Linked DNA regions of Mus musculus: regions 1, 2, 3 and 4 are each linked to region 5. A link is a loop called in an ENCODE intact Hi-C map of the cell type or tissue named here. Cell type or tissue: left cerebral cortex. All regions are shown on one strand. Links, peaks and the distances in the headings refer to the core of each region. The heading gives the core; the rest is flanking DNA. Region 1 holds the start of Gm52049 (a long non-coding RNA gene). Region 2 has its middle 18 kb from the start of 1700048B10Rik. Region 3 has its middle 27 kb from the start of Gm32613. Region 4 overlaps Spin1 (spindlin 1). Region 5 holds the start of Spin1 (spindlin 1).

Region 1 (6,214 bases), core at 535-5,534, 540 kb before region 5:
GCCTTTCAGTGTATGGAATATTAATTGTACAAAATGAAGGGCTACATCGTATTTTCTTAACCGTGTATCAAACTTGTTACTTGCTTATAGTCACTAAAAATACTAAAAACTAAAAACAGAACTGTCCTAGGATCTTGAGATACTTGACAAGATGCAATTTAAAAACGAACATTGGATTTTACTTAGAAAAATTCATGCCATCTAACATCACACTGACTCCCTTGCTTTTTTGTGCGTTCCTCTTCTCTGGTCTATTGTCCTCATAAAATGAATTGAGGTGGTTTTCCTCTTTTTCCTCTTTTTTTTTTTTTTTTTTTTTTTTTTTTTTTTTTTTTTTTAGTATTCAGACCAACTTGCTTAAAGATATAATTTATTTTGGTGTTATATCAATATATAACTCAAAAGCAGTTGTTTGTTTGTTTGGGTTTGCTGAGACTGGGTCTATGTAGCTGTGGCGTTTGGAAGCTCTCTCTGTAGATTAGACCCACCTGTCTCTGCCTCCCCAGAGCTGTGATTAAAGGTCTGTGTCACCACTCCTGGCTTAGCTCAACTATTTAAATGATCTTTTCTAATCCCTCTAAAAGTTCCAGAGTTTGGGACGTGCTACGATCTCATCACACCTCTGGATCTACCTGGTTATCTGTCCAGAGTCTTCTTCTAAGTGAAGCATATAGATGGGAAAGGGAGCTAAAATTATTATTATTATTATTATTATTATTATTATTTTCTTTGAGACAGGATTTCTCTGTATAACCCTGGCTGTCCTGGAACTCACTCTGTAGACCAGGCTGGCCTCGAACTCAGATCCGCCTGCCTCTGCCTCCCAAGTGCTGGGATTAAAGCCGTGCGCCACCACTGCCCGGCTAAAATTATTTTTTATTGCCACCTTAACCAACTAACTCCCAGTACTCTTTCCTGCCGAGCCATCTTCCCGGCCTAGGGAGGAGCTTGGTAGAAAACAGATTTATAGTAAACACTGTCAGAACACCAGGGAAAGCTTTACAGAAGCTCCAAATGACCCATGGCCAACACAGAAAGCCTTCCATATGTCCACTTTAAAAACTGGAATAGTATTAAGATGCCTGTTGTTGCCATGTGCAAAAATGATCTCATCTTGTGTGCTGTGATGTGAAAAAGATTTCGACACTGCTGTAGTTTATAACCCAACAGTGAGATCTTTGTGGAGAAACACAGGAGTCAACTTGCCTCGGTTAGAAACCATGGGCATCAACATGGAAGAACATTGGGTATGCCTGTGAGGGGTTTTCCCAGAGGGTTAACTGGGCAAGGCCTGCTATGAATGTGGGCAAACCAAAACTACCTTGAGTCTCATTTCATTTCTATGAGAAAATGTCAAAATAACAAATGCTAGCCAAATGGGGGCACAGTTTGCCAGGGTAATGTACACAGATGCTAGCAATATAGTGTAGCCTCTATGAAAATCAATATGGTAGTTCCTAAAAACTTAAAAATAGAGCTGTCCTATGATCCAGTTGAATACTACTGGCTATACACCTGAAGGACTAATTTGGCATATGACAGAGACATCGGCACATTCCTGTGACACCATTCACAACAACCAAGATATGGAATCAGACTACGTGTCTGTCATATACCTGTGTGTGTGTGTGATAAATTTTATTTATAAGTAATGAAATTATGTCATTTAGAACCAGATGGGACTAGAGACCAGTATATTAAATGAAATGAGGCAAAGCCTTCTAAGATACATGTCCATGAATTCTCTTAGGTGGACCCTAGATGTCTCTAAAAGGTATATACACACATGTGTGATATGAAGGTAGATAGAAGGAGGAGGAAGAGGAGGAGGAGAACTTAGGGGTACAAAATAGTAATGAGGAACTAAGGAGCAAAGTGCACTCCACACACTGACAATGCCAAAATGAAACCCATTATTTTGCATGCTGGAGAGATGGCTCAGTGGTTAAGAGCACTCACATTCTCCCAAAGGTCCTGAGTTCAAATCCCAGCAACCACATGGTTGCTCACAACCATCTGTAGTGAGATCTGATGCCCTTTTTTGGGGTGTCTGAAGATAGCTACAGTGTATTTACATATAATAAATATTTTTTTGAAAAGGTACTTCCCAAAGGGTTATAGAGGTACACCCCTGTAATCCCAGCACCCCAGAAGCTGAAGAAAGAAGAAGTAGATAGGTAATGATTAGCTATGAAAGGGACTAAAGCTGTCCCAGGATAATTTAGCCCTGGATTGGCAACATTACAACTCTGCACAGTGACCAGTTCTAACCAGTCATCAGTTATCTGAGTAAGACTTGTAGACTCTTTAACATTGGTGCCATTTTTTTCGGTCTGAAAGTTTGGATGAATGTGTGTGGTGGGAGTGGGGAGGGACTGGAGATTGCCCTCAGGGCCTGGTACAAGCCAGGCAAGCACATGTGTTCCCCGTCCTGAATCTGGTAGGTGTCCAGGGGAGTACACTCACCCCCACTCATGGTTTCATAGGCTTTTTCTAGAACTCATCTCATCGACACAAGCAGCTGTCTCTAAAAGTTTGTCTTCATAACTGCCACTTTGTTCTGGATCCAGAAGCAAATGATAGAACTCATAGTGTATCATCACTATTTCTGGTCATCTTGGAGATCAGATGCCAGGAGCTGTGTATGCAAAGCAGAAAATATCCATCAAATTATGACTGGAGGGTACTACACCACCAGAGGGCAGCCTCGATAAGAGGAAGAAGTAAGTAATGTTGCTATCTGCCTGCTTGCCCTCATTCTCACCGCCTGGTTCTTCTACCCTGCTGCCGGGGCCTCCTCTGCTGGTGAAGAATGAAAAATTACTGGCCTCTTGTGAGAACATGAACTTTCACCTCGGAGCCCACCCCCTCCCATCTGGAAAACATACTTGAGAAAAACATTTTCTGGAACAACCACAGAATGTTTCAACAGGCCAGATGTATTGCCAATCACAGGATATGACTCTTTGGTTGAGTAAACTTGTGGTTGTTAAACTTCCCCTATTCCCTCCCCATTCCCCCTCCCAGTTTGTGGTTTTTTCCTTTAAAAGCTTGTGAAAAATTTGAGTCGTCGTCGTCGAGACTCCTCTACCCTGTGCTAAGGTGTATGAGTTTCGACCCCAGAGCTCTGTGTGCTTTCATGTTGCTGCTTTATTTCGACCCCAGAGCTCTGGTCTGTGTGCTTTCATGTCGCTGCTTTATTAAATCTTACCTTCTACATTTTATGTATGGTCTCAGTGTCTTCTTGGGTACGCGGCTGTCCCGGGACTTAAGTGTCTGAGTGAGGGTCTTCCCTCGAGGGTCTTTCATTTGGTACATGGGCCGGGAATTCGAGAATCTTTCATTTGGTGCATTGGCCGGGAAACAGCGCGACCACCCAGAGGTCCTAGACCCACTTAGAGGTAAGATTCTTTGTTCTGCTTTGGTCTGATGTCTGTGTTCTGATGTCTGTGTTCTAATGTCTGTGTTCTGTTTCTAAGTCTGGTGCGATCGCAGTTTCAGTTTTGCGGATGCTCAGTGAGACCGCGCTCCGAGAGGGAGTGCGGGGTGGATAAGGATAGACGTGTCCAGGTGTCCACCGTCCGTTCGCCCTGGGAGACGTCCCAAGAAGAACAGGGGAGGATCAGGGACGCCTGGTGGACCCCTTTGAAGGCCAAGAGACCATTTGGGGTTGCGAGATCGTGGGTTAGAGTCCCACCTCGTGCCCAGTTGCGAGATCGTGGGTTCGAGTCCCACCTCGTGTTTTGTTGCGAGATCGTGGGTTCGAGTCCCACCTCGTGTTTTGTTGCGAGATCGTGGGTTCGAGTCCCACCTCGCGTCTGGTCACGGGATCGTGGGTTCGAGTCCCACCTCGTGTTTTGTTGCAAGATCGTGGGTTCGAGTCCCACCTCGTGCAGAGGGTCTCAATTGGCCGGCCTTAGAGAGGCCATCTGATTCTTCTGGTTTCTTTTTTGTCTTAGTCTCGTGTCCGCTCTTGTTGTGACTACTGTTTTTCTAGAAATGGGACAATCTGTGTCCACTCCCCTTTCTCTGACTCTGGTTCTGTCGCTTGGTAATTTTGTTTGTTTACGTTTGTTTTTGTGAGTCGTCTATGTTGTCTGTTATCTAAGTGTCTAAGTGTGGCACCGCTGAATTTCTGTCTTTGTTTTTCAGTTCTGAGATTGTGGGTTTGAGTCCCACCTGTGTTAAATAGCGTTTGGCTTGGCTGGTTGTACAAGTCCAGGCGCGGACGAGTGTGCTTAGAGATACTGGTGTCTTCTTTTTCTCTGTTGCTATCTTGTTTTTGTTTGTGGTTTACGGTTTTTGTGTGTGTCTTTTGTGTCTCTTTGTGTTCGGACTTGGACTGATGACTGACGACTGTTTTTAAGTTATGCCTTCTGAAATAAGCCTAAAAATCCTGTCAGATCCCTATGCTGACCACTTCCTTTCAGATCAACAGCTGCCCTGCCTCCCACTCCAACTCCAGAGAGCAGCCAGCGGGTCACAGTGGTCCCGCCCATGGACCTAGACCTAGGGAAAAATGAGCTCGGAAATCCGGAGCAAAAGAGGGGTGGTCCCTGAGAAGTCAGTGGCCTGGATGCTGTGGCTGCTGAAGAAAAAAAGAAGAGGAGGCTGTGCGAGTAGCCGGCCAAGAGCGCCGCAGGTTCCCAGGCAGCTTCTCATTCCCCTGTCCCTCCCATCCCGTCTCTTGTTAACAGAAAAACTGCTTTCACTTTAAGATAAGTGCCGGTTGCAGCCAGCTGTGAGAGCTGCACTCCCGTCTCTGCTCTAAAGTTCCCTCTTCTCAGAAGGTGGCACCACCCTGAGTTGCTGGCAGTGAGTCTGTTCCAAGTTCCAGTGAGGGAGGCATCCGCCCACTTGGGGCTTCTGTCCAAGGTAAGGAGCACCTGTGAGTCTAACTGCCAGGCTCTGATGGGGGTCTCGTCTCTGTGGGACTAGAAAGTATCCCAACAATCTGACCAAGGTAACAGGAAGATACAAAAGCAAAGAGAAGGACAGGTTAAGTTGGTAAGAAAGTTAGTGTAAGTAGATAAGAAAGTGCAGAAGAGGAAAAACAAAGGAAGGATAGAGGTCTGCAAAAAAGTGAGCTAAAAGCAAATCTTCAGCAGACTCAGGAGAGATAGATGACAGTGGCAATTAGAGAGGTCTAAAATGAGAGAGATACTCTGAATGAGAAATATTTAGAGGAAGAACCAGTAAATAAGAGTCAGACAAGAAAAAGAGTTAAAGAAACATAAGGCTGACAAAGACAGAGACCAAAGTCAGAATCAGAGCTGTGCTGTAAGACAAAAAGATAAGAGAAATAAAATGCTGGTCACAAAAGTCAGGAAAATTAAAAAAACTTAGATAGTACCTGGCAACAAAAGAAAGCTTTTGGCTAAAGATCAACGTGTATACTGTAAAGAAAATGAGCACTGGGTGAGAGACTGCCCCAACAAAAAGAAGAGGAGCCCCCCTCATGACCAAACCCTTCACCTGTTCGTGGCTAAAAGTAAAGAGATAACAAAAGGGGTGCTAATACAGAAGCTGAGTCCTTAGAAGAGTCCGGTGGCCTACCTGTTAAAGCAGCTAGAAAAAGAGACTGTGTTTCATACTCCTCCACCGACCAGTGCAAAACAAGCTAAAAAGTTCCTGGGCACTGCGGGCTTTTGCAGATTGTGGATTCCAGGTTTGCTGAGTTAAAGAGATAAACAGCCCTTCGTATATAAAAATAAAGAACAACCTTGGATGTCCTTGGATGCTATTGAGACTGCCCTAATGTTATCCCCAGCTATGGGACTCCTAGATGTGACTGAGAACAAAGGTATTGCCAAAGAAGTTCTTACTCAGAGATTGGGACCCTGAAAAGGATCTGTGGCATACTTGTAAAAAATTAGACCTGGTGGCTGTAGGATGGCCTGCTTGTCTGCACATAGTGGCTTCTGGTCAAGGACGCAGATAAATTGACTCTGAGACAAAACTTGGCACATGTCCTAGAAAGTGTGGTTCAGCCCCCATGACCGATGGCTGACTAACGCTCTTAAAAGCATTATCCAACTGTTCCCCTGACCGATGGACACATTGTCAGAGCTTTTTGTTGACTGAACGAGTGACCTTCGCTCCCCCTGCTATCCTCGATCTCACTACTGCCTGAGACTTCACCTACTCATCATTGTGCTGACATTCTGGCAGAAGGAACTCATACTCGAAATGATCTGAAGGATCAGATCAGCCT
Region 2 (6,214 bases), core at 829-5,828, 150 kb after region 5:
TGGCTGTGTGTGATGTCAATAGAGACATCTGCATCTATTGGCTTGCCTGTGTACGATGATTTAAACGTGAAACGTCCCTTATAGGCTCACTCATGGGTTTGACCACTTGGTCAGCCCCAGTTGGCGGTGCTGTTTAGAAGGTTGTGAAGTGTTTAGGAGCTGGCTCTTGCTGAGGGAGTGGGTCACAGGACAGGTTGATAGGTTTTGTAGCCTGGCCTTACTTCCTGTCCATTCTGCTTCCTGACTGTGTGACCAACAGTATGACCAGCCTCCTCATGATCCTGCTGCTATGCCTCCCCCACAATCCCACAACGATGGATAGAATCCCTTTTTTTTTGTTTTTGTTTTTTTTCGAGACAGGGTTTCTCTGTGTATCCCTGGCTGTCCTGGAACTCACTTTGTAGAACAGGCTGGCCTCGAACTCAGAAATCTGCCTGCCTCTCTGCCTCCCAAGTGCTAGGATTAAAGGAGTGCGCCACCACCGCCCGGCTAGAATCCCTTCTTGTTTCGCCTGTTTGTTGAGACAGGGTCTTTCTACGCATCCCTGCCTGTCCTGGAACTCACTATTTAGATCAGGTGACTTTAAACTCACAGAGATCTGCCAGCTTTGCCTCTTGAGGGCTGGGATTTAAGGGTCTGTACCACCATGTTGACTAGAATACCTTCTTAAGCTGTCAGTCAGAAGAGTCCTCTCTCTTAAATTGATTTTTGTTGGTCACAGCAATGAGAAAATTACTAATACACCAACTTCATCTAAAATGTTCAGCATTGACAAACACTCCAGGACACACTGTAAATGAAAACTTTCATCCTTGGGAAAATAGTTTTAAAGATTTGGTTTTTTTTATGTGTATGAATGTTTTATGTGTGTGTGTGTGTGTGTGTGTGTGTGCACGACATGTACACCTGCTGGGTCCCTGTGTTCTGGGGCTGTGAGCCACCATTTGGGTGTTGGGAATTAAACCTCTGCGAGTGCTCTTAATCACTGAGCTATCTCTCCATCCCTAACGAAATATGATTTTAAAGCTTATTTACTTTTATTTTATGTTGTATAAGTATTTGTCTGCGTGCGAGTGTGTGTATTACATGTGTGCAATGCCCATGGAGGTCAGAAGAGGGCGTTGGATCCCCTGGAACTGGAGTCACAGGTGGTTGTAACTTTTATGTGGGTGGTGAGAAACAAACAGAGTCCTCTGCAGGAGTGTGCTCATAATCACGGAGTCAACTCTCTGGACCTGGGGAAGTGATTTGAAAACACAGAAGGAATTTGAACCTAAGAAATCAAAGTTGGATTCCAAATAACTTAGTTTTTAGTGGAAAAACCAAGAAAGTCCTGTGTGATTTGACTGGTCTTCTAAAGAGAAATTTTGTTGTTCTAATGGGTTCTCCTTTTTCTTCCTGTGTTGTCCCACCTCCAGCTCTGGAACAGCCCTTCAGTCTTTACAAGCTTCGCATGGTCTGCTCGAAGAACACAAAGTGGCACATTAACTCCTGTGTCAGGGTAATGCGTTCTTTACTCTCATCTTCTGATTATTTCCTGGGAGAAAAGAGAATTCTTCCTATTTTACAATTTCGAAATATGATTTTGTGACAGACCAGTTTTTTCAGAGTTTATGGGTCGAACATCAAAAAGGAACCATCTAGTCCGAGGAAGCTCTCTTTCTGTGTTAGACAGAAATGGTCCCCAGGGCCAGTGAGATGGCTCTGTGAATAAAGGCCCTTGCTGTCAAGCCTAGTGACCTAAGACGCACATGGTGGAAGGAGAATACTCACTCCTGCAGGTTGTCCTCTGACTTCCATATGTGTATTGCAGCATGAGGGTGGCTACACACACACACACAAAATAAACGTACAAATGCAATAAAAATTGAAAATAAAACCTGTACAAATGTAGATTTTCAGTGGAGCTAAGCCAGGTCTTGCTATATAGCCTAAACAGGCCTGGAACTTACTGTGTAGGTTAGGATCACCTAGGACTTATGACCCTCCCATCTCTGTTACCTAGTGCTGTGTGGTTTAATTATGCATGGTGCAGGGAGTGGCACTATTAACTATTAGAGGTATGGCCTTGTGGGAGTAGGCATAGACTTGTTGGAGGAAGTGTCTCTCTGTGGGTGTGGGCTGTCAGACTCTCTAGATGCCTGGAAGAGGCAGTCTTCTCTTGACTGCCTTTGGATCAAGATGTAGAACTTTCAGCTCCTCCTGTTCCATGCCTGCCTGGATACTGCCATGCTCCCACCTTGATGATAATGGACTGAACCTCTGAACCTGTAAGCCAGCCCCTATTAAATGTTGTCCTCTATAAGAGTTGCCTCGGTCATGGTGTCTCTTCACAGCAATGGCAAGCCTGAGTAAGACAACATGCTACTGTGTGTTTTGAGAAAACAGAAAAGTCACCCACATTTTGAAGCTTCGCTGTATCAAGCAGGCAATGAGTTAAATTTAATTTGCCCACTTATGTTTCTGCTGCCTGGCAAGTAGATAGGTAGGGGACCTCATGTTTGAACAAGATGTCCTCAGTCATTTGTCTTACGCTTTCTTAGATTTCATTAAAATATTCATAAAAAAGAAGAAAATATGAAACAAGTCGAATTAACTAAGAATTAAGGGAAATGTTTGTGTATACTTGCTTGATTCTCACATCTGACAGTTCATGGGCTCCAACGGAACCAGCTCTATCCAAGCAATTGGCACACGCTACCTTTTGGAAATGCAAATCAAAACTACCTTGAAACTGGGCACAGTGGTCTTTGCCTGTCATCCCAGGATTCTGGTGGCTAATGCAGGAGGGTCGCTGTGTACTTAAAGCCATCTTGGGATACATGGTGAGAACCTGTCTCAAATTACCCCCAAACAGGTAAAGTCATGCACTGAGATTCCATTTCACTAGTCAGGATGGTTACCATGAAGAAATCAGTGCATGCTATCAACGACGTGTGCCAGGGGAGGAATCCATTTGCAAAGTCACTAAGAATATAAATTAGTGCAACCAAAGTGGAAATCAGAAAGTTTCTCAGAAATGAAAAAGGAGAACCTTGGTAGGTCTGGCTCACCTACCCCTGGAGAGCTAGATTAAAATACAACAATACTGCTGTACCCATGCTTATCGCTGCTTCATATTCGACAGCCAACGGATGCAATTAGCATAGGTGTCCACCAACAGATGAACGCATAAAGACATAGAGTTTTAGTCAGCCTCAAAGAAGCGTGGAATTGTATCATTTTGAGGGAAATGGATGGCAAAAGGATCTTTGATGGAGCATTGAGTGGTTAGACCACCACGATCCAACTGTTTCTCAATTGCACCACCATCTGGAGACCAGGAACCAGATTCAATACAGGAGCCTTTGGGCTGCCTCATGGTTTGGATACGATTCATGGATATCTAGTGAAGGATGGATGAAAAATGTGACCAGTGATTAAGAGGAACTCAGTCCGGCATCTCCCCAAGAGCTACCGTGAGATGTGCACAGCCCAGTAGAGACAGAAACTTCATCGACCAGAGTATCTGCTTAACAGAGATTGAAATAGGAATGATCTCATTTTGCATGAGTGAGCTCCTCTTTCAGCTCCACGGTATGCAGTGCCAGGGATGGTATTGGGGCTCTGTGCATGCTGGGAAAGCTCTCCATCAACTGGGCTACATACCTAGTTGTTTGATTGGAGACGTAGGGTTGGAGGAGCAGAGAGTCCCACCTCTTGCTTCAAAGGCAGCTTGGAGAAGACTAGCTTCCAGGCAAGTAGGAAGAGGGTCTTAAAACCCACACCCACAGTGACATACCAACAAGGCCACACCTTCGAATAGTGCTGCTCACTGGGCCAAGCATATACAAACTGTCACCACATCTTTGTTTCTCATTCTAGTTCACTTGATGTCCTATCCCTTTAATAAGAATAAAGAAAAAAAATAAAGAAAACCCCACCAAGAATATTTTAGCAGTACCCCCCCCCCCATTCTCCACTTGGATGGAGCACACAACATTCTTTTCAGATACTGTAAAACACTGGCTTTGCAAAAAGTAGGGGTCACATCCCAAACACAGTCCTTTTTTTTTCAAGGTCATTATTTATTTGTTCCTCTTAAAGACTCATTTTTGACTGGACTCAGACTTAGAAATAGAGGCTCTTAGGGAGAACAGCCTACGTCTCTTGGCAATCTGTTCCTGGCGCTTTTCTTTGGCTTCCTCCATTCTCTTGGCCAAAAGTTTAGCGTAATCTGCAGCCTCCTCCTTGTTTTTCTTTGCGTTGTTTCTTCAGAGAAATATGTCAGCGTTTGTGTTGCAGGACCCGTAGAGTAACAAGACATTGATTGAATCTTGGGTGCTTTGGTCCTGGGCTTCTTACCTTCTTTGTTTAAGGGCTTCCTGACAACATACTGGCGGACATCATCTTTTTGGAGAGATTAAAAAGCTTTCGGATTCTACTAGTTCTTTTAAGTCCCAACCGACAAGGCACAGTAGTATCTGTCAGTCCAGGAATATCCTTCTCTCCTTTCTTTACAATGACCAAGTTGAGAACACTGAGATTAGCGTCCACAATGCATCTGCGAACAGACTTGCGCTTCCTCTCTCCAGTTCTCCTTAGTCTGTAACAGGAATGCCCCCTATTCAACAGCAGGCGCACTCTGCCATGGGTCAGAACACCTTGCTTCATGGGAAAACCTTGCTTGTCATTCCCACTGCTGATCCGGACCACACAACCCTTTCGCTCTTCACCAAGAGCAGCAGCAGCAGCAATTTCTGTATCCATGCGCTTCTCATAGAACGTGTAAAGCTTGCGTTCGTCATCCACTTCAATGCATTTCTGACAGCCAGTGGCAGGGAAGGAGATGTTTAGCTTCATCTTGACACAGCTGATGGCCTAGGAGGCGTCACAAAAAAGAGAGCCCCAACACAGTCTTTCAATTTAACCCCCAAGAGAAGCAACCATTATCAGTCCTAGAGACTGCATGGACACTTCCATGAAGACAGTATCTAAGGTGTTTGTGTTGTCGTAGCACAGTGTGTGACCCCCATGTTCACAACCACAGAGACTTTGCAGAGCACCATTGATGTGTGTCTCGAGCCTGTGATGGGAACACCAGCAACAGAATGGCTTTGCTTTCCTGGTCACCAGCATCAAAGCTTTTTTCACTAAACTTTCTTCCAGGTTATGAGGAACGTGTGAATGTCAGGAGAGGGGATGAAGGGGTCTCACAGCGAGTGCCGGTCTGAGCTGAAGCATCCCTGGGAGAAACACCTGAGGATGTGTAAGAGGTGCTTGCTGTTCCACACCCATATCACCAGATGTGTCACACTACAGTTTTGTCTCTAAAATGCTTATCCTTTTCCTACAGTGCCACCTGCTGTCAGCTTCTAATATTGCAGTCTTCCCCATTGCTTGATCCACTCCTGGCCTGAGGTGAAATCAGAAAGGGAAGTTACTCTCTCACTACAGCAACTGTTGGTGGAGCACTTGGCACAGAAACACTAAAATGTACAGTGAAGGAGGAGGATCAAGGATCTTAAGGTCACCCTCTGCTCCAAATCCAGAAATCATCTGTTTCCTTCTAATCTAATAGAATGCACACTAGGTGACCTCAGGGAGTTATCCAGGAAAATTGAGCAGGATGAAAGTGCCAGACAGAATGGTGCACGCCATATTCTCAGTTACTCAGAATTCTGAAGCAGGAGGATTAATTGAACACAGGAGTTTAAGGCCAGTCTCTTAAACTAGCCAGAAATGGTGTCTCCTACCTGTAATTCCAACACCCAGGAGGCTTAGGTAGGAGGGTAGGAGTTGAAGGCCAGAGGGGATTCAAAGCAAGTTATAGGCTTTCTTGAACTATATAATGAGTCCCTGTCTAAAAAAATGAAACAAAAACCCCTGTATGTAGAAAGATAGATGATTGATAGACAATATAGACAGATATTTGATAGATAAGAGACAGGTATATATGTGATAGACAGAGGATAAGAATAGATTAAGTAGATTATCAGTGATATAAGATAAATAAATGCTTGATCATGGATAGTAGCTAAAAGGTAGATAGATAGACAGACAGACTGATCTGGCAACATAAGCAGAGGAAGAGAATACAGACTCTGTCTACTGGCTGGTTGTGTGTCAACCTGACACAAGCTGAACTTATCACAGAGAACGAAGCCTCCCTTGAGGAAATGCCTCCATGAGATCCAGCTGCAAGGCATTTTCTCAATTGGTGATCAAGGTGGGT
Region 3 (6,214 bases), core at 417-5,416, 140 kb after region 5:
CAAGAAATTATGTATCTTTGAACTCAAGTTTCTAGAGTTCTTTTCCACAGCCTCAAGGGCTGTCCTGAAAGTCCCAGTATTTACTGTTTTTTGGTTGAGACATTAGCCACACCTTCACCTCCTGGACTCATGCTGTCTGATTATCATGGAGTCGTTAATGTTAATGGGGGGGGAGGGGGGAGGACATTCCATAAAGTAAAGACTCCTTTTGCTTTCAGCAGTCATCAGACACTTTTGGAGGGCCATGTTCCCTGGCTCTGTGCCAGGGGCAGGATCCATGTCATTCTGTCCCCATCAAGACCATGCCAGGACCCAGCAGCAAGGATAGATTCTGGGTTCATGGTGGGGTACAGGATGGAGCCCACAAGTGAAGAGAAAGCCCTAGAAAATCCTAGTGTACCCATAAGAAGACAATGCTGGAAGCTGCTGAGTGTAGAGAGCATGGGACTATGCAGTGTGTGCCTTGTCGCAGGGGCTGCCATTGAACAAGGGGCCACTGGGCCTTGCCAACTTGTTGCTGAGTGAGTTGCAGCCTGGAGGGAAGAGAAGCAGAGGGTGGCATGGCAGGAGCACTCTGTCTGTATACACGGAGGACAAAGGGACAAGGGGACACGCAACAGAAAAGCTCCCCGAGGACGAGGGCAGGTCATAACAGGACGTGACATCATGACCTAAAACAGAGAAAAAAAATATAAAACTAATTTCCCCAGAGGGTGGGAAGAACGAAGGGAGGTGGTTGGGGAGAAAGATAATTGGTTATGAGCGCTTGTTGTTCATGCATGAAGGTGAGGGGGGTGGGGTGGGCACAACGGACCTGGGTTTGATTACCAGTAACCACAACTGTCGATAACTTCGGTTCTGAGGAGTCCAGTACCTTCTTCTGACCTCCCCAGGGACCAGGTCCTCACATGGTACATAGACAGGCCTCTGAAAAAATAGTCATACACATAAAATATAAAATAAGATTAATTAAAAAAATAACAATGAAGAATTTTATTTTCTGAACAGAAGTTGAGTTTTCGTTTTTAAAATATTTCTGTTTGTACCTCCTACACACAAGGACCACAGTATGCACCCCTGAGACAGAAACAGCTGAGCAGTAGAATCAAGAAGAGTTTCCTCTTGCTTAGCCTGGTGTCCCCAGCCACCTCCAAAATGAGCAGGTAGCCGTAGGGACCAAGCAGAGTCCTGCTCCCACCAAAAATGGCAAGACTTAGTGCCAGCAGGAGGTGAGGGGTGGGGGAGGGGTGTTTTCTGGTGAGGCCAGGAGTTAGCTGGACCCCACCAGGTAGTCAAGTGAGCTCCTAACCCTGACGGCGCCTCCTGCTGAGCACACAGGTTGTTGCTTGGTGACAACCACTTGGGACTCTAACTAAAGGCATCCCATTTACTGGAAACCCACAGATGCACGCAGGTGGCAGCAGGCTGATTGACAGCCTCTGGCTGCTCTCCCTGTGGTTCCCTCCTTTCTGCAAAGCCCATCCTTTAACCCCAAGCAAGAGCTACACAGTTACAACCTTTTCTTGAGACCCCTTTGGCTGAGTGGAGCTCTAGTAACAGTCATCTTTGAATGGCTTCATGGTCTCAGGAGGCTCTCCCTGTTGCTTAACATAATTCTTTGCCTTTCACATTCATTGTTGCCTATGGGTTTCATTCGTTAGACATGAACAGGTGTTGGGCTCTGCTCTTGGGAGCTCTGATGGCCTTGACTGTCCCAAACTTCTGCACTCTTCTGGGTATATATTTTTTAAAAAGTTCATTATTATTACTATCATTCTCATCATCACCATCATTCTCATCATCATGGCTATTCGTGTGCATGATGTATATATGTGTGTCGAGTCCCACTCGACCAGCAAGAAAGATGCAAACACCGGTTCTTCTTTAAGCAGTTTACTCAGACAGCTACTTACTTCAAATCCCCTGCCTCTCTAGTTACAAGTGTTTTTCTCCTCTCCAGCCACAACCACGCCCCCACCAATTACCACAGGTCACATCACCTCACCAGGCAGGCTTTCTCAGCCAATCAGGGATTAAGGGCGGGCCATCCACCAAACATGGGCTTGTTTACTACCTGGAGCAGACTTCCATCCTGCTGACCAGGAAGTCCGGAATGGCTCCCTACATATGTGTGAATGTGAATGTGGCTACCATGTACGATGAAGCATATGCAGAGGTGAGAGGACACCATTTAGAAGATGGCTCCTCTTACCTTGTTGAGGCAGGGTCTTTCTTGTTTTTTCTTGCTTGCATATTTCAGGCTAGCTGACGTTCGGGCTTTTAGCTGATCTCCTGTCACTGCCTCCCACCTCAAACGAGGAGTGCTGGAATGACAGATGAATTCCACATCTGGCTTTTTGCCATGGGTTCTGGGGATTGAACTCAAGTTATCAGGCTTGTGAATAAAGCCATTTCTTGTGGGCAATCACACCCGCAGCTTTCCTGACACTGACATCTCATGCCTGAAATCTGTATTCCCACACTAGCCTCCAGCTTGGCTCTCACAGCACCAACTCAGCTTCGATTGCTTGCAAAGGCTTGGGGCTGCTGCTGCCATTGGACCGTCAGCCCGTGACAGTTATCCCAGATGAGCTGCTCACTAAACATGAGCAGAGATACTGCCTGCTAACAGAGAGGACTTAAGGGTCTCCTGATAACATCCGCTCATCCAGGATCTAATAAAAATACAGCTGTCATAACAGAACCGGGGACAATTACAACTGGAAAAAAGAAATCAGGTTCTGCTGCCAGGAAGAATCAGATACTGGAATTGTCTGGCAACGATCTTAAAGAAGCCATCACGAAAGTGACAGTACATGGTAAATATAGCAGTTAAGAGAACTTGCTGCTTCTGCAGAGGACCTGCATCCCAGCACCTACGCAGAGCAGCGCAGACACCGGAAACTCCGACTTCTGTGGACATGGCGCCCTCTTCTGGCCTTCTCATGGATCTGCACGTATGCATATGCAAGTGCACACAAACACGCATACATGATTTAAAAAGAAAATATTTTTTTAAAAAGAGTAAATCCAATTATGATTTACAAATGAAGAAACAGATTTTAGCAAGAAAACAGCACTCATACCAGAGCCTAGAGGAAGTGATAGAATTGAAGATTAAACTTTGAAACAAAAGAATCTCTCTGGATGGGCTCAATAGAAGAATGTATATTATATGTCAGGGGAAATCAGAGAAAGCAATAGAATATGTACGATCTGAAAAACAGAGGCGAAAAAAACCTAAAATGAAAAAGTGCAGTGCATTAGGGGCCAATGAGAATGCAACAAAAGATCCGACACTCACCTCTTAGGAGTATGCTTAGATATGCTAAGTGACCATATAATAGTACAGGCTTAACAAAATTCATGACAAGATATGTTATATTAATATATTAAGCTAAATATGCTGAGGGACCAGAACATGTCTATGATTTCAGTGGGGACTGTGGCTGAAGCATCACCAGTTCAAGGCCAGCCTGGGCTGCAGAGTGAGACTTTGTCTCAAAACAGAAAGGAATAAGACACAGAGAAGGGCTGGGGATACACACACACACACACACACACACACACACACACACACACGTCATAAGAAGATATTCTTAGGGCCTGGAGGTGACGCTCAGTTGGTAAAGCGCTTGCCTAGCATGCATGAATCCCCCAGTTCAAGCCCAGCATTCATACACTGACTATGGTGGCACATGCTGGGAATCCCAGTCCTTAGGCAGCCGTGCGTGGCAAGAGTGTCAGAAGTTCAAGGTCAGCCTGGGTTATATGAGACTCTGTCCTTAAAATATAAATAACAGGAAGGAAGGGAGGAAGGGAGGGAGGAAGGAAGGAAGGAAGGGAGGGAGGAAGGAAGGGAGGAAGGGAGGAAGGAAGGAAGGAAGGGAGGGAGGAAGGAAGGGAGGAAGGGAGGAAGGGAGGAGGAAGGGAGGGAGGAAGGAAGGAAGGAAGGGAGGGAGGAAGGAAGGGAGGAAGGAAGGAAGGGAGGGAGGAAGGGAGGGAGGAAGGAAGGAAGGAAGGGAGGGAGGAAGGGAGGGAGGAAGGGAGGGAGGAAGGGAGGGAGGAAGGGAGGAAGGGAGGGAGGGAGGAAGGAAGGGAGGAAGGAAGGGAGGGAGGAAGGAAGGAAGGAAGGGAGGGAGGAAGGGAGGGAGGAAGGGAGGAAGGGAGGGAGGGAGGAAGGAAGGGAGGAAGGAAGGGAGGGAGGAAGGAAGGGAGGAAGGGAGGAAGAAAGGGAGGGAGGAAGGAAGGGAGGAAGGGAGGAAGGGAGGAAGGGAGGGAGGAAGGGAGGGAGGAAGGGAGGAAGGGAGGAAGAAAGGAAGGAAGGAAGGGGGGAGGTGGATGGACCGAGAGAAGGAATAAAAATCTAACCATAAGAGGCCACACATGTAAATGAGAATGGAAACATAGGAGAAAGCATTTGACTTTGGGCTTAAGAATTCTTAGACCAGCCGGGCGTGGTGGCACACGCCTTTAATCCCAGCACTGGGGAGGCAGAGGCAGGCGGATTTCTGAGTTCGAGGCCAGCCTGGTCTACAAAGTGAGTTCCAGGACAGCCAGGGCTACACAGAGAAACCCTGTCTCGAAAAACAAAAACAAAAACAAACAAACAAACAAAAAAAAGAATTCTTAGACCTAGGCCCCGAAGTGTGACCCGAAAGAGGAAAGGTGGATAAGCAGGAGCGCATTTCATGATAACACTTTGGTTTCAAACAAACAAACAAACAAACAAACAAACAAAAAACTGCTAAAGGAAGAAAGAGAAGGCACAGACCCGAAGACCACATTTATCAATCCCTGGTTGGGAAAACAGTCTTGTAAGCCTGTAAGCTCAATAGAAATAGCTGATGGGAGACCGGTGACAAGCGTGAGTGTTCATGTTCACTGGTGGCCTTTGCAGATGGTGAGTGGGACAGATGTCCATCCTTGCTCACTGCCAAGGTACAGTCATCAATGCAGAGAGCAGATCCGGTGTAGCAGACTTGTGACTGAACACTATTTTCTACAATAAGCTTATTGGGGCACAGCCCCGTGGGAAACCACGCAGTCCCTGTCTGCTTTCATAACTGAAGCCCATAGCATCTCTCGGGCTCACGCTTGTGTTCTCTGGTATTTTGGTGCACACACAAAACCACAGTCTCACCATGACAACGCCACAGGAGGGTGTCGCTACCTTAACTGTCTCTTGGCCCCCAGTGTTCATCCTTCCTGCCTTCTTTGGTGTTCTCCAAATCCTTATTTATTTATTTATATTTAAATATCAAGTCACGTGTTTTCACTTCAGTAAACAAGGTTGGTTGTCCCAACTGCACAGGATACACTTGTTCTCTTGTCCCGACCCCCTGGCCCAAAGACTTATTTATTATTATACATAAGTACACTGTAGCTATCTTCAGACACACATGAGGAGGGTGTCAGATCTCAATACGGATGGTTGCGAGCCACCATGTGGTTGCTGGGATTTGAACTCAGGACCTTCAGAAGAGCAGTCAGTGCTCTTAACCGCTGAGCCATCTCTCCAGCCCTCCAAATCCTGATAAAACACTGACATTTTTTTTTTTAATAGACTCTGGAGCCTTTTCCAAAATACCATGCAGGAGAACTCAGATGTAAGTAACCTTTTCAGACTGTTCCCCCCTCCCAATGGCGGAAGACTTTGTTGGTTTTGCATACTTGTTTTGTTTTCAGACAGAATCTACATAGCCCTGGCTATCCTGGAATTTACTGTCTAGACCACGTTGGCCTCTAACTCTCCTAAGCTCCCTCTGCCTCTCAGGGCTGTGCCTCTCCAGGGCTCTCAGCTCATGTCTTTTTGTGCTGGTTTAGCTCATTCCCCTTCACAGCTGAGTAACTGGGCAGACACACCGGCTTTCTTTCCTTTTGAGTCTCATTCATCTAGTATGGGACATCTTGGTCGTTTCTCCATGCTGACAACGAAGGAAACCGCTGCGCGTGAACTTATCTGGAGCCTTTCAACTCTTTGTTTCATCACCAAGGAGTGCTGGGGCAAGGGTGGTATTCAACTTTCTGAGGCACTTCTTCCTCATGGTCTCCCCAAGTAGCCACACCTGTTCACATTCGCACTAGCACCGAATGAGTCAGCTGCTATCTTTGCCAGGGTTTGGTGTCATCTGTGTTTGGGATCCGGGCTCTTTTACCAGGGCTCAACTGTTGTCTTGTAGCTGCTTAGTGTACGTTTTTTTTTGCTCATCTG
Region 4 (6,214 bases), core at 512-5,511, 54 kb before region 5:
CGGCCCCAGCAATAGTTTCCAGCACTCCACGCCTCAGCAATGGTTCTGGAATGTCCCTAGAGACAGAGCCAGCAGATTAAGATAGAGGTCACCTATCCCCTCCCTGGAATTCCCCTAATGTGCTTTAAATCGGGCCTGTGAGCTCACTCGGGTGCCCCTATCTTGGAAGATGGTAGACCCCAGCATGCTGGACTTCTCCAGAATAAAACATTCTTTGCTTTTGTATACTACTTGAGCCCAAGGTATCATTCTTTGGCGAATCATGAACCCTTACAGTATTGCCATTAAAGACCATCAAAGGGGTTCTCGATAGCTCAGCTTTAAGAATGCCTGCTGCTCTTAGAGGACTGCAGTTCTGTTTTGAGCACTCACATCAGGCAGTTCACAATTCCCATAACTCTAGCTTCAAGGGATTCCCACTGGCTTCCTTGAGCACTTATGAGCACACAAGTACACTCTCTTGCACACTCACTCACACACACCCCTTAAAAAAAAAAAGCACAAAATTATGCTTAAGTGATTTTTTTTTTATTTTATGTATGAGTATACTGTAGCTGTCTTCAGACAGACCAGAAGAGGGTATCAGATCCCATTACAGATGGTTGTGAGGCACCATGTGGTTACTGGGAATTGAACTCAGGACCTCTGAAGAGTAATCAGTGCTCTTAGCCTCTGAGCCATCTCTCCAGCCCTGCTTAAGTGATTCTTAACTAAGAATTCTTAGTGTTAACAAAGTTGTACAGAAAAAAACAACAACAACAAAAACCAAAAAAAAAAGCGGGGCATGGTGCCACACTCCTTTAATCCCAGCGCTTGGGAGGCAGAGGCAGGCGGATTTCTGAGTTCAAGGCCAGCCTGGTCTACAAAGTGAGTTCCAGGACAGCCAGGGCTACACAGAGAAACCCCGTCTCGAAAAACAAACAAAACAAAACAAAACAAAAAAAAAAAAAAAAAAAAAGAGGAAGTTGTACAGACATCATTTTCAACTTAAAAACTCTTGTTACAAAGGAATCTCTTTTCTTGGGGGGAAATAATTGTCTCAGATGAACAAATCATGTGTTTATTGAAGGCCCCTAATATTAACTGTGAAAAGAAAATTTAACTCAGTTCAGAACTAAGCCACCATATAGATGAAATCAAAGCTACTCTTCTTTTTACAGTGTAAAGAAAACATCAACACAGCCCTGGCTCACTGAAGCCCCACGTTAACAGCTTCCTTCCTCAAGATATATTAACCTTTCCACAACGAGTTGGATGAAATCTCACAGTATCCCCATCGACACCATCAAGCTAGCATTTCCTCACAGGTAGGGGGGAGGAGGAGGGACAAGGATTAAGTAGTGTACCTGCAATCCTAGTACAGAGAGGCTGAGGCAGGGGGAAGAGTCTCAAATCAGATTGGGATACACAGTGAGAACCTGTATCCAAAAAAAAAAAAAAAAAAAAAAAAAAAAAAAAAAAGATAGTTTGTCCAGTCACCCTGAATATGGCACCCAGAAAAAAAAAAAACAAAAAAACCCAGCACCTTACTCTTCGGCCCCACTTGGATACTATAAAGCCAGAGCGGTTTAAGGGATGAGGAATTGTGGGCCAGCAAGCTGTTGTGGTGGGTGAAAGTGCTCCCCACACAAGCATGGACCTGAGCTTGGACTTCTAGAACCTATGAGTGAATGAATGAATGAGTGAATGAATGAGTGAACGAACGAAAGAACGAACACTGGGTACAGCAATATAACCGCTGTGCTGGGAGATGCCAAAAGGTAGGTCCCAGAAGCCTGTTGCAACAGTAAATCCCATTCAGCAAGTTAATGTATCAAAACCCAAAGCCAGACGTGAGGTGGGCCAAGTGAGATTCCCCCATGGACTCTAACATTTGAATACATGCTCTCTGGTTAGTGGCACTATATTAGAGTGGGTATGTGGGTAGGTTTAGGAGGTGTGGCCTTGCTGGAGGATGGGCTTGGAAGTTTAAGACCACACTCTATTCCTCATTGCTTGCTGCTCCAGGCACCACACAGTGACCCTGCCATGTGATGAACTCTTGACACCCTGGAACCCTAACCCCAAACCCACCCCTTCCTTCTAGAATTTGCCTTGGTCATGGTGCTTTATCATAGCAAGAGAAAAGTAACTAAGACAGAAACTGGTACCAAGTCAGAGTACTTGTGGGAAAGCCCTCACCATGCTGGCTTCTGGGTGAAATGTGGAAGACTCTGTCTGGCACTTTGCACTAGAAAAATGGCTGAAGGCTGTAGGCAGAGTTCAATGGGGAATATCCTAACCAAAGCCTGGACATCAGTAGTCCTGAGGATCCGAAGGTTTCGGAGGGGAGCAACATCAGCAACGAGGCTGACGCCATTCTTGTGGTATTTTGGCAAAGACTGTGGCTTCTTTCTACCCATGTCCTTCATGAAGGACACACAAAGGGGTTGTGCAGTCCTCCTCCACAGTATCAGAGAGCCACTGAGGCCCTCCCCCATACACTTTAAAAAAGAAACTTCCACATCCTATAGACAGAAATGAGAATTTGGGGGTTTTTCTGATAGTCATGGGATGGACTGGAAGCGCCCATGTTTCATGCATGACGAGAGTGAAGGACAGTGCACGTGGGGCACCAGAGGAGTCGCCACTGGGACCGCCTAGCCAGCAATCGGCCTGACCAGGGTTCTGAGGATCTGGAGGAACACTGTGGCTGCTAGCCAGCCAGCACTCTGTTGTACAGACTGCCAACCCTTTTAAGCTTTTGAAGTACTACCGCAGCGTCTACTAAGGCAGCAACTGCAAGCCATTTGTGTTTTACTTTCCCTTTCTAAGAGCCACACTCCAGAGCTGCTCTCTCACAAGGACTGGGATGCCTGTTGGTACTGGCTCCTCCGTGCAACACGGGAAAGAACCCTGGATGTCACAAATGTCACACATCACCATCCACTCTAGCAGTGACAGTCCCGGCAGAGCCGCCTAGCAAGTCTGTTCACGTAGCAGCACTCAGAGCAGGCACCATGACGCACTGACCTCTGGATAGCTTTACTCTGTTTCTGAAATTTAGCAAAAATAAGTTTATTCTCTCACAAACAGACAGTCCTATTATTTACATATAAAAGAACTAAGTGTTCAGAGATGATCAAGAAAATCCTGTAAGAGGCTCAGAAATGTTTTAAAGAGCAGAGCCCAGTGTGCCAAATCCCTGCCAAAGGCTAGTCCTTACAAAGCCCTGTTCATTTATTTATCTGTGAAGTCCAGCAGCTGCCCATCATGGCTTCCAAGTCGCTCAGCATAACATCAGGGAACTCCGCTGACAACTTCTAAACATGTCACAGAGACTGTGGTTCAGTGAGGACAGTGCTTGCCCAGCAAGCATGACGTCCTAAGTTTGAGTCTTAACATAAATCTGGCATGTTGGTACACACTTATAATCTTTGCATTTAGGAGGTGGAGACAGAAGGACCAAGGTAGTGAGTTCAAAGCCAGCCTGGAACACAACAGACTGTCTTATAAGACAAACCAACCAAATCCTCCCAAAACATGTAACAGAAACAATCTTAGAAGCCATTTCTTCTGTCTCTGAGGTTAGATGATGTCATACTTTTATCAGTTCACATTATTTGCAAAAACACAACTAAACAGAGAAATAGCAAGATTAGCCACATACCTATTTATTTCGCTCCATTAAGGTATTTTGACTGAGTAAAATGACGCGTATATAAATTGGCCTTGAATCCTTTCTCTTCAGTCAGCTTCCACAGTTCTGGCGCAGAAACCAAACTCTGAAGTCAACTTATGATGGACTAAGTCAAAGGAGCCACGACACTGCAAGAATCAGGATGAGCCTATTCAACCACTGGGCCAGCAAATGCCATGTGGGGCCATGCAGGTAGAAGATCCTCCGTGCTGGTGGGCAGGAACTGTGATCTCACCTAATGAAGCATGCGGCCCAGAGCAGACCCACCTGCTGTGGCTTATTGGCTCCAGTCTTAACCAATCTAAAGACAGCTGTCGATCAGGAATGACTGGTTCTCTGAAACATTGTAGCTGAAAACCGGTGTGGGCACAGCATAAACATTAGAGAAGGCATGCGCTGGACCTAAGAAATTCCCTTCACGACATAACTCTTTAAAAATAACACTGGAATCAGGCGGTGGTGGCGCACGCCTTTAATCCCAGCACTTGGGAGGCAGAGGCAGGTGGATTTCTGAGTTTGAGGCCAGCCTAGTCTACAGAGTGAGTTCCAGGATAGCCAGGGCTACACAGAGAAACCCTGTCTCGAAAAACCCCCCAAAAAATAAAATAAAATAACACTGGACTAGGCATGATGGTGCATGCCTGCAATTGTAGCACTCAGGAGGATCAGGAGTTTGAAATCAGCCTGGGCTGTGAAATCTGGTGTCCAAAATCCAAAATAGGATAGGGAAAGAATATGGTCTAGAAAGTATCTTCTACAAGAGAAGGACCCGAGTCAGGATTTCCAGGACATATGTAAAAAGTCAGCGGTGGCTGCACAAATCTGTAACCCCAAAGTGAGGGAGTTGAGACGAGCGGGCTAGGATCCCTGATGCTCACTGGCTGGCCGGTCAGCCTAGATGAACTGGTGACTTGAAGCTTCAGTAGGAGACTGTCAAATACAACAGGGAGAAATCAAGACAAACCCACCTGCCTTCTACTTCCAGGCCCTACTGGAGTTACCCACACTAACAAGTACACACAGAGAATACACACAAAGCCACCGAATGAGCAAATAAATTGAGAGCAACTCTGGAACCAGTTCTTAAAGTCACAGAGAAACAAAAGGCCTGAATCCTAGAGGCCAAGAAAACTGTGGATCAAGTTCAACACACTTCCGTGCAAGGGGTGGCGGTGACTCACACCTGTAACCTTGGCATTCAGGAAAATTACGGATTTGAGGCCAGCCTGGGGTAACATGAATCTTTACCTCAAAATACAGGCATATAAGCATGCATTATCTTTCTAACCATCAACTCCTAAGTCCTTTAAAAAAAAAAAAAAAAAAAAAAAGATCCAGGAGGCATTAAAGTACTGATTACTGAAGTAATTAATGATTAAGCCTAAGGCCTCAAGAGACCTAGACAATACAGGGTAAAGTCCACACTCCTCTAAAATACCGGATAGAGTCTCCATGCCTTGCTCTGCCTTGCTCTTCAAAGGAGGGAGAAAAGGGTTATTAGTAATAAAATGACGAAACACTCCAAAAGGGTTGTCAGCAAAGCCCTTACAAAGAAAACATCTCCTCAAGCCTCATTAGTATTAAACGCTTTTGTCATCAGTTTAGCTTCCCAGTCTTCCACAGAGCCACAGCTTATTTAAATACATACCCGATTCATTGGCTAGGAGTGCCCAACCTTCAGACTACATTTTATTACTTTTTCCAGAAAATATTTACTGAGCAGTATCTACTGTACATAGCACAGTGACTCATGTGCTAGATAGATTCTGACAGGCCTGGCTGCAGCCACTCACTGTGACCCCAGTAGTACCAAGCCCTGAAGCCACCAAACAACCATTCTAACAGCAGAAGAATGCAGGAAATGTCTCTATCTTAGCCTTAAACACAGTTTACATTGGTCAGGATAAATACAGAGACACTAAAAAAGATTCTATTTAAGAACATTGCTCACTCTCTACTTACTGTGTGGATTCAGATTCCCATGGGGCAGAGCACAGGTGCTAATAGCATCTTACACTACCAAGTCTCACCGACTTGTATTTAAGAACAAAAAGCACTGGAGGCAATATTTGAAGAATGGGTAGGTATGAAAACACTCCACAAACATTACCGAGTTCTATGTACAGTGATTGCTTGAAGTTTAAAAGTCGGGGTTAACTAACATTTCTTATTAATGTCAAATCAAAACATCAACAGTTAGATCCGAGATGACAGCAATGCCGGCCCAGATCAGATGGCACTGCTGTCACCGCTCAAGCAAACCTTCATTTCCTTCTTTTTCTATCAACCCTGACATTTCCATGTGGTGGAAACACTGCCTGACTTCCAGACCCCTTTCAGCAGATTCAACACAGCAGCACAAAGTTCACAGCCACAAGTTGCACATAAAGGGTTTATTTTAATGTTTTAAGGAAGGATAAGAGTTACATCATAATTATAAAAATTACTTACAGAATTAACAGTTGTACTGTGTATACTTCTAAATGCAGAGAACAGGGAACCGTCTACACGTTGTATAAAATAAAATTAAAATTA
Region 5 (6,214 bases), core at 762-5,761:
GAGCAATCTCTCTAACTTTGACTAGGGACTATTTTAAATTAGGTACCCAGTAAAAACAACTTAAACGACATTCAGTATGAAGACACTTCCAAGCGAGCTGTTTAACTTCATGGCGCAGACAAAACTGACCCTAGTTAACTGTGGCAAAGCTGGGAAGGAAGGGGAAGGGATCGACACTGACTTGTCCAGCGGTGGTTCTGGAACTACACCGAGGAAGGAACTCTACAAGTCAATAAAGTTTGGAGAAAGACAGCCTTCCTCCCAGGCTGCAGCTCAGGGGCTGAAGGCTCTAAAGTCTCCCCTCCAGGTCAATGTCCACTGCTGCAGAGGTGAGCTTCACCCAGAGAAGAAGGTACTGAACAATGTTTTACACAACACCAGGCTTCCAAACTCAACAAAGCAGCTAGAAAAACAGACGTTTGGCTGAAAATAAAATACCCGTTTTTAAATATCCTCTATCAAACTGAGGTTCTACTAATGTGCATGCAGATATCATTTCCAACCTCCAAATTCTCCACTATAGGTCTGTGTTGCTTGAAACTTTCATCCACCTGCCTCCTCCATCCCTCAGTATTGGGATTACAGGTGTGTGCCATGCCTGGCTCCCTTCATGTTTTTTCTAACACAGTAGGAAAAAAAAGTGCTGCAAATAAGTCAGTCCAAACCGTGTTAGCTGCCCCAAAGATCAAACTCTACAAAAAAGTTTTTCCAGGACACTAACTCTTACAAATGGTTTAAGGGTGAAATTTTGGACCACCCACAAAACAAAGCAGCACACACAAATCACATCAACCCCACATTACCATTCTCTAGTGGGAGGACACAGCTGAGAGACATCGTAAGGACACAGTCAGAAAAAGTCCAGAAGCCATGGTCTTCCAGCTCAGAGATCAAAACGGAGTCACTCCTATGGAAGCTATCCAAACTGAAACTAAGTTGTTATCTGACCTTCAGAAAAATCAAAGACAACCACATTTCCCCAACAGGCCAGTTCAATCCACAGGACAAGAGTCCCTCAGTGAGGTGCTCTCACTCAGTTTTGATCCTCGGCGAACGCCATCCAGAAGTGACTGGATGTGGAACTAGCTGTTTTCCTATGGGATTTTCCCGGCTTCCACTTTTCGAGGGAAGCAACGTTCAGGCCACAGCTCCCTTTCATCCTTTGTCTTCAGCCCTCTACTGCCCCATAAAAGGAAGTCCCAGGCTCACTAAGAGCAGTATTTTTCAGAGTTCCCAAAATGAAAATGTGAAATGTGATCCTAAGGAGAGAAGAAGAGGGCACCTCATCCCTCAGAATGACAGACCGGCAGGGCCTCAGGCACAGGGCTGGCCGAGCATACCGCCTCAGACTGCTGTTTGCTCTGGAGCTGGCAATTAAAGACACTACCTAAACAGCCACCCAGCCTCTATCCACAGATTGGGGGCACATGCTGGGGGTGTATCCACAACATGAAAGAAATGCCTTCATTCCCTAAAACAACCTATTCTATTTAAGGAACGTTTACATGGTAGGTAGTTTGTTGTACTAGGAGGCAAAACCTGGAGTCCAACATGTATGTGCAGGACAACTGCTCTACCACAGACTTCTGACTTTTTGAAACAGGACCTTAAATTATACAAGCTGTCCTTAAACTTCCAACCCTCCTCAACAACTAGGGTTACAATCCTGTTACTAGGCCTGGTGAAGGGTGACCACCCTATCCTATGTAAGAGATGGGCAGCATCAGAGCTTAGCTATCCCAGAAAGGCTTAAAGCACCTCCTTTGAACACTAAAGTGGGCTTGACTAGAGAAATTCCATAGTGAAAATCTATTTTTAAAAAACCTTAAGCATGGCTCAGCGGTTAAGAGCACTCACTGGCTGTTCTTCCAAAGGACCCGTGTTTGATTCCCAGCACTCCCATTGTCTAACTCCAGTCCCGGGAGTTCAGAGCCCTCTTCTGGACTCCTTGAGCACCAGACACACATGTGGTACACAGACAAATATGCAGACAAAACATCCACACACATATATTTCAAAAATCCTAAGTATAAAAAGACAGCCCCTCACTCGATTGTACTCCAGGCGGAAAAAGGAGAGTGGCGCAAGGCCAGTCTAGAGTACAGGAGACCTCATACAAATTCACTTAGACTGAAAGCCTTTTGCTTGATCCATTTCTTAGGCATGTCAAAGTAGGATTTTAAAGCTAATTTCGTTTTACTTATTGAGAGAAACACTACACGTTTTTATAAACATAGCAGGCTACGTTAATACACAATTACCAAATCTGATAACGGACATCCTGTAAATCGTGTTCACCCATTAACTAATACTGAAGGGGTTAAAAAGGCTAAAGATGTGCCTCTTCTATCTTTCCAAAATTTCACCACCTCAGAAGTGCGCTCAGGATGTATAGGTAAAAAAACGTCTAAGATCCGGTTTCATTTTCACTCTCTAACAAAAGCTATGCAGAAGGCAATTACTCTCCATCAATCCTTTCAGGCTGCAGCTTCTTCCAGAAAATTCCAAGGAAAGTTAGTGAGGCATTCGCATTTCGATACGGATACCATCTTTCTCGCTAGTCACACTAAAATCCTTTACAACACTTGAACGAATCTTGTATTGCTTTTGGATGTACACGATAAATAAACAAGCCTTTAAACCAGAAGTAAGACTGCACGCGCGCGCGCACACACACACACACACACAGAGAGAAAAATCCTTACAAAACCCGAAACCCAATTCATAGACCATCGAAACCAAATCAATATAAAAACAATTGCGTAAACAAACTTTGAGATGCGCAGGCAACGTCGTGGATGACTGAAGCCATTTCTCAACCCGACACCCCCCGCCTCCCGGAAAGGCCCAGAACGCACCATCCGTGCAGGAAGCCGCCAGGGACCGCGACCCCCGGCGCTGCGCAGTATCCGCACCGCACATCTATCGGGCGCATTCGGGGAGGCAAACCCAAGGTCACGCAGGCCCGCGCCCCGAGCCCCCCAGGCAGGGCGTCACCGGGATGACCCGTCGCGGGGGTCCCGCCACGCCCCTCCCCCGCCCGGTTACGCAATGCCCCCGCCCCCGCCCCCCGCCCGGCACGGAACAAAGCGCGCGGGAAGCGGCCGCGGGGCTGGGGCAGGGACCCCGCGAGCGCCATGTTGGCGGGGGCGGCGGGGACCGGGCGGGGGCGACGAACAAAGGAACTCGCGCACGCCCCGGCCCCAGCCCGCCGCGCCCCGGCCCCACCGAGCCCGGCCGGCAGGGGGCGCTGAGGGGCGCCGCCCGCGGACAATGCGCCCGGGGCCCCGCGGGCTATGCTCACCTGGGTCCGCGCGCCGTGAGAGGCCCACTCGCTTCCCCCCTCACGGCCCTGCAGCCAGCCCCACGCGCGTCTCACCTGTCGGCCACCGAGGCTGCCCACGGGGCCGCCGTGGTTCGCTCGTGCTCCCCGCCGGCCCAGCCCGAGCCAGACGGCGCCTCCCCACCCCCGCTCCTCGCCGCGGCCGCCGCCCGCCCCCCGGCCGCCACGGCGCACGCGCACTGCGCCCGCCGAACTGCGACGGCCGCGCCGCCCCGGCGCCCGGCGCCGCCGGACGCACTGCGCAGGCGCGGGTGGGAGGCGGGCCCTGGCGGCGGGGGCGGGGCCTGGCGCTGCTCACCTGGAGGGTGGGGCGCGCACCCGGAGCGGCGAGGTACACGCTGGGGAGCCGCGGGCCTGGCGTAGAGCCGGCCTCTCTTACAAGCGGAGCAGGGTCGGGAAGACGAACGGAGAGTAGCGGGCGTTGGTATTTACTCTTGCACGGGAGGACGGCTTCCAGGAGCTATCCTGACTCTTTGTCCTGGGACCTTACGTCTGCTGTCTCGGGTAGCTGCCTGGCTAGCTGCGGAGATGCAGGAGGCTAGGTCACATGACCGTGCGCCGCGCAGGTGCACTTTCCTGCGGAGCAGCAGCTTTGGACTGCAGGACGCGAGCCCTTTAAAAATATGGATAGGCTCCCCCATGCTCCCTTGAAGACACACCGCCTTGCTGTACGCCGCACTGCGCAGTGGCTGAGGAACTAGGCTCAGCTTGCAAAGCTCAGGGCCTCCTGCGAACACCTGCTGAGGGTGGCTGCTGCAAACACCTAGCCTTGGCCTAGCTGCAGCCGCTGCTCTAGAAGTCACCCCGGGCTCCTCGCGAGGCTGCAAGCCAAGACTTCCCACGATCGCACGAGAATCCGTGCGACTCTGGTTCCAGTTAAGATCGCCTATTGAGGATCTGTTTGGCTGTGGGCAAGGAAAGAGAGAAAAAGAAAACGTCCGGGATGGTTTGGTTTGAGGGGAAGTGAAATACGGGACCTGAAGCTTCGTCTGGGTCTCCTTCCCTCCTTTAACCCAGTGTCTGGATCCAGGCGGTCACCGACCTGGTTCCTCGAGTGCTGTAGCACTGCCGCATTGTAATAAGCCTCCTGCCAGAGTGTTGCCAGGTCGAATTACAAGACGTTATTGGAAAGCCCTTTGCGCACTCCAAACCTGCAGCACGGCTCTTAGTTCGCTGTGCTCTTTGGGATTCCATTGGCACTTTTTTTTTTTTTTTCAAAATAAGATTGATATGTGCCTGCTCAAATTAAAATGCTTGTCTCAGATGACATTCTTGGCAGGAGCAACGTAGTCACAGACCGAAGAGAGGGCTAATTTCAGTAGAGATGCAGCCAGCCTGGAGATCACTGAGAGAAGATTAGCTTTTGTTGTGTTTAATGTTTGATCGTGGAGGCTGACAGGAACAAGGAAGGGTGTGATAGGGAAGGAGGCTGGAGTGACAGTATGGAACACTTCCGTTTCCTTGGTGACACGCCTGGTTTTTTTTGGTTTGTTTTTTTTTTTCTGTTCTCTAGAGGAACAGAACTTACAAAATGAATATATACATATGGAAAGAGTATGTATTAGAATACCTCACAGGCTTTGATCAAGTTAGTCCAGCAATGGCTGTCTACCCACAGAAGGTCCAGGAATTCAGTAGTTGTTCAGTACTGAAAGCTGAATGTCTCATCTGGTCTTCAGCATACGCTGGAATCTCAAGCAGGCTATAATGTGAGTGAAGGAATGGACTTGCTAGTGAGACAGCAAAGAGCAAAAACTTCCTTATTCCGTGTCCTTTAAATAAGCTGCCAACAAGTGTGCCCCAGATTAAAGGTATGTCTTCCTACCTCAGAAGATCCACATTAACCGTGTCTCTTCCCACCTCAAAAGGTCTGGATTAAAGGTATATTTTTTTTACCTCAAAGATCCATATCAAATGGTTTAATTAAGCAGAAATCCATCACTGGTGGGCCCATCCATTTTGGAGTTTTGATTCCTGATGTCAAGTTGACAAAAATGGCCTTCACATCTGCCTAGCACTTACTGACATTTTGGGACCTGGTAACTTGGGGAAAAGAGTATTGGGTTGTTTTGCTTGAACCAGGGCCTCACTATCTAGCTGGGTAAGCCCACGCAGGCCTGTAATTTAAGGTCTTCCTGTGTAAGCCTCCCCAATACCTGGCCTCGTGCATGGTAGGGCATTTGGTGTCATCCTTGGCTTCTACCTATCTGAGGCCACTTGCAGACCCAACTGACCAATCAACCCTTCAAGCCTTGCTTTCTCCCACTTCTTCACAACCTCAGGTTTAAATTTGCCTCGACTGATGGTCTCCAGCAACCTGTCAAAAATAACACGGGCTACATTCTAGATTTATGAATGCCTAAATTGGACTCAGGGACAGAGTTGGTTTTTGTTTTTAAGATGAGGTCTCATATAGCTCAGGCTGGTCAGAACTTTTATACAGCCAAAGACAATCCTGAACACCATTCTCGTCCACCTGCCGCTCTCCTACCAAGAGCTGGGGTGGCAAGCACATACCAGCTCACAGATCAAATTGCTGGGCAGTGGTGGTGCCGTGCTGTGTGTCTCAGCACTCGGAAGTGAAGGCAGGTAGATTTCTGAGTTCAAGGCCAGTCTGCTCTACATAGAGTGGCCCTGTCTTAAAAAACAAAACAGGAAAAAAGAAAAAAAAAAGTTCTTCGGACTTGGCAGCAAATGCTTTTATCTCTGCTGGCTTCAAAAACATTTCTGTGTAGCTAAAGCAAATGCAACAACTAGTGAATCCAAGTGATAGGTCTGTTAATTGTCCCTTCAGGCTTCTCTGACTTTTCTGAATAACTGAAAATTCTCGTAATATGACATTACTCAAATAGGTTCAAAGTTATTTTATGA

The links. Hi-C counts contacts between places; a loop is a spot of excess contacts. Peaks named below come from ENCODE experiments on the same cell type or tissue, not always from the same donor. Only the 100,000 strongest peaks of a DNase experiment are listed, where the experiment ranks them.
Region 1: it touches region 5 in a loop (2.7-fold over the local background); 5 of 42 quality-filtered maps call a loop at or near these places.
Region 2: a loop joins it to region 5, with 5 times the contacts of the local background. A loop is called at or near these places in 26 of 42 quality-filtered maps.
Region 3: it touches region 5 in a loop (2.4-fold over the local background); 24 of 42 quality-filtered maps call a loop at or near these places.
Region 4: a loop joins it to region 5, with 2.1 times the contacts of the local background. A loop is called at or near these places in 9 of 42 quality-filtered maps.

What each region holds. Positions count from the first base shown.
Region 1 is chr13:51,635,660-51,641,873 of GRCm38, reverse strand. Gm52049 (a long non-coding RNA gene) reads right to left here and starts at 2,638. Exons shown (of 3, transcript XR_003950639.1): 1 at 2,467-2,638. In left cerebral cortex, for the core only: a CTCF peak has its summit at 2,696 (motif pointing right); no DNase peak of the experiment used is centred there.
Region 2 is chr13:50,948,850-50,955,063 of GRCm38, reverse strand. It overlaps the pseudogene Gm8779. Among named protein-coding and RNA genes, the nearest start is that of 1700048B10Rik, 18 kb to the right of the region's middle. In left cerebral cortex, for the core only: CTCF peaks have their summits at 3,301 and 5,354 (motif pointing left); DNase peaks (open chromatin) are centred at 3,354, 4,210 and 5,340.
Region 3 is chr13:50,960,983-50,967,196 of GRCm38, reverse strand. No RefSeq gene overlaps it. Among named protein-coding and RNA genes, the nearest start is that of Gm32613, 27 kb to the left of the region's middle. In left cerebral cortex, for the core only: a CTCF peak has its summit at 2,926 (motif pointing left); a DNase peak (open chromatin) is centred at 2,904.
Region 4 is chr13:51,152,392-51,158,605 of GRCm38, reverse strand. It overlaps Spin1 (spindlin 1), which reads right to left. Exons shown (of 6, transcript NM_146043.4): 6 at 6,044-6,214. Among named protein-coding and RNA genes, the nearest start is that of Nxnl2, 16 kb to the left of the region's middle. In left cerebral cortex, for the core only: no CTCF peak of the experiment used is centred there; a DNase peak (open chromatin) is centred at 2,801.
Region 5 is chr13:51,098,156-51,104,369 of GRCm38, reverse strand. It overlaps Spin1 (spindlin 1), which reads right to left and starts at 3,490. Exons shown (of 6, transcript NM_146043.4): 1 at 3,380-3,490. 9430083A17Rik (RIKEN cDNA 9430083A17 gene) reads left to right here and starts at 3,643. Exons shown (of 1, transcript NR_029463.1): 1 at 3,643-6,214. In left cerebral cortex, for the core only: a CTCF peak has its summit at 3,245 (motif pointing right); DNase peaks (open chromatin) are centred at 3,674, 3,899, 4,745, 4,997 and 1 more place; H3K4me3 peaks cover 3,124 bases; H3K27ac peaks cover 2,277 bases.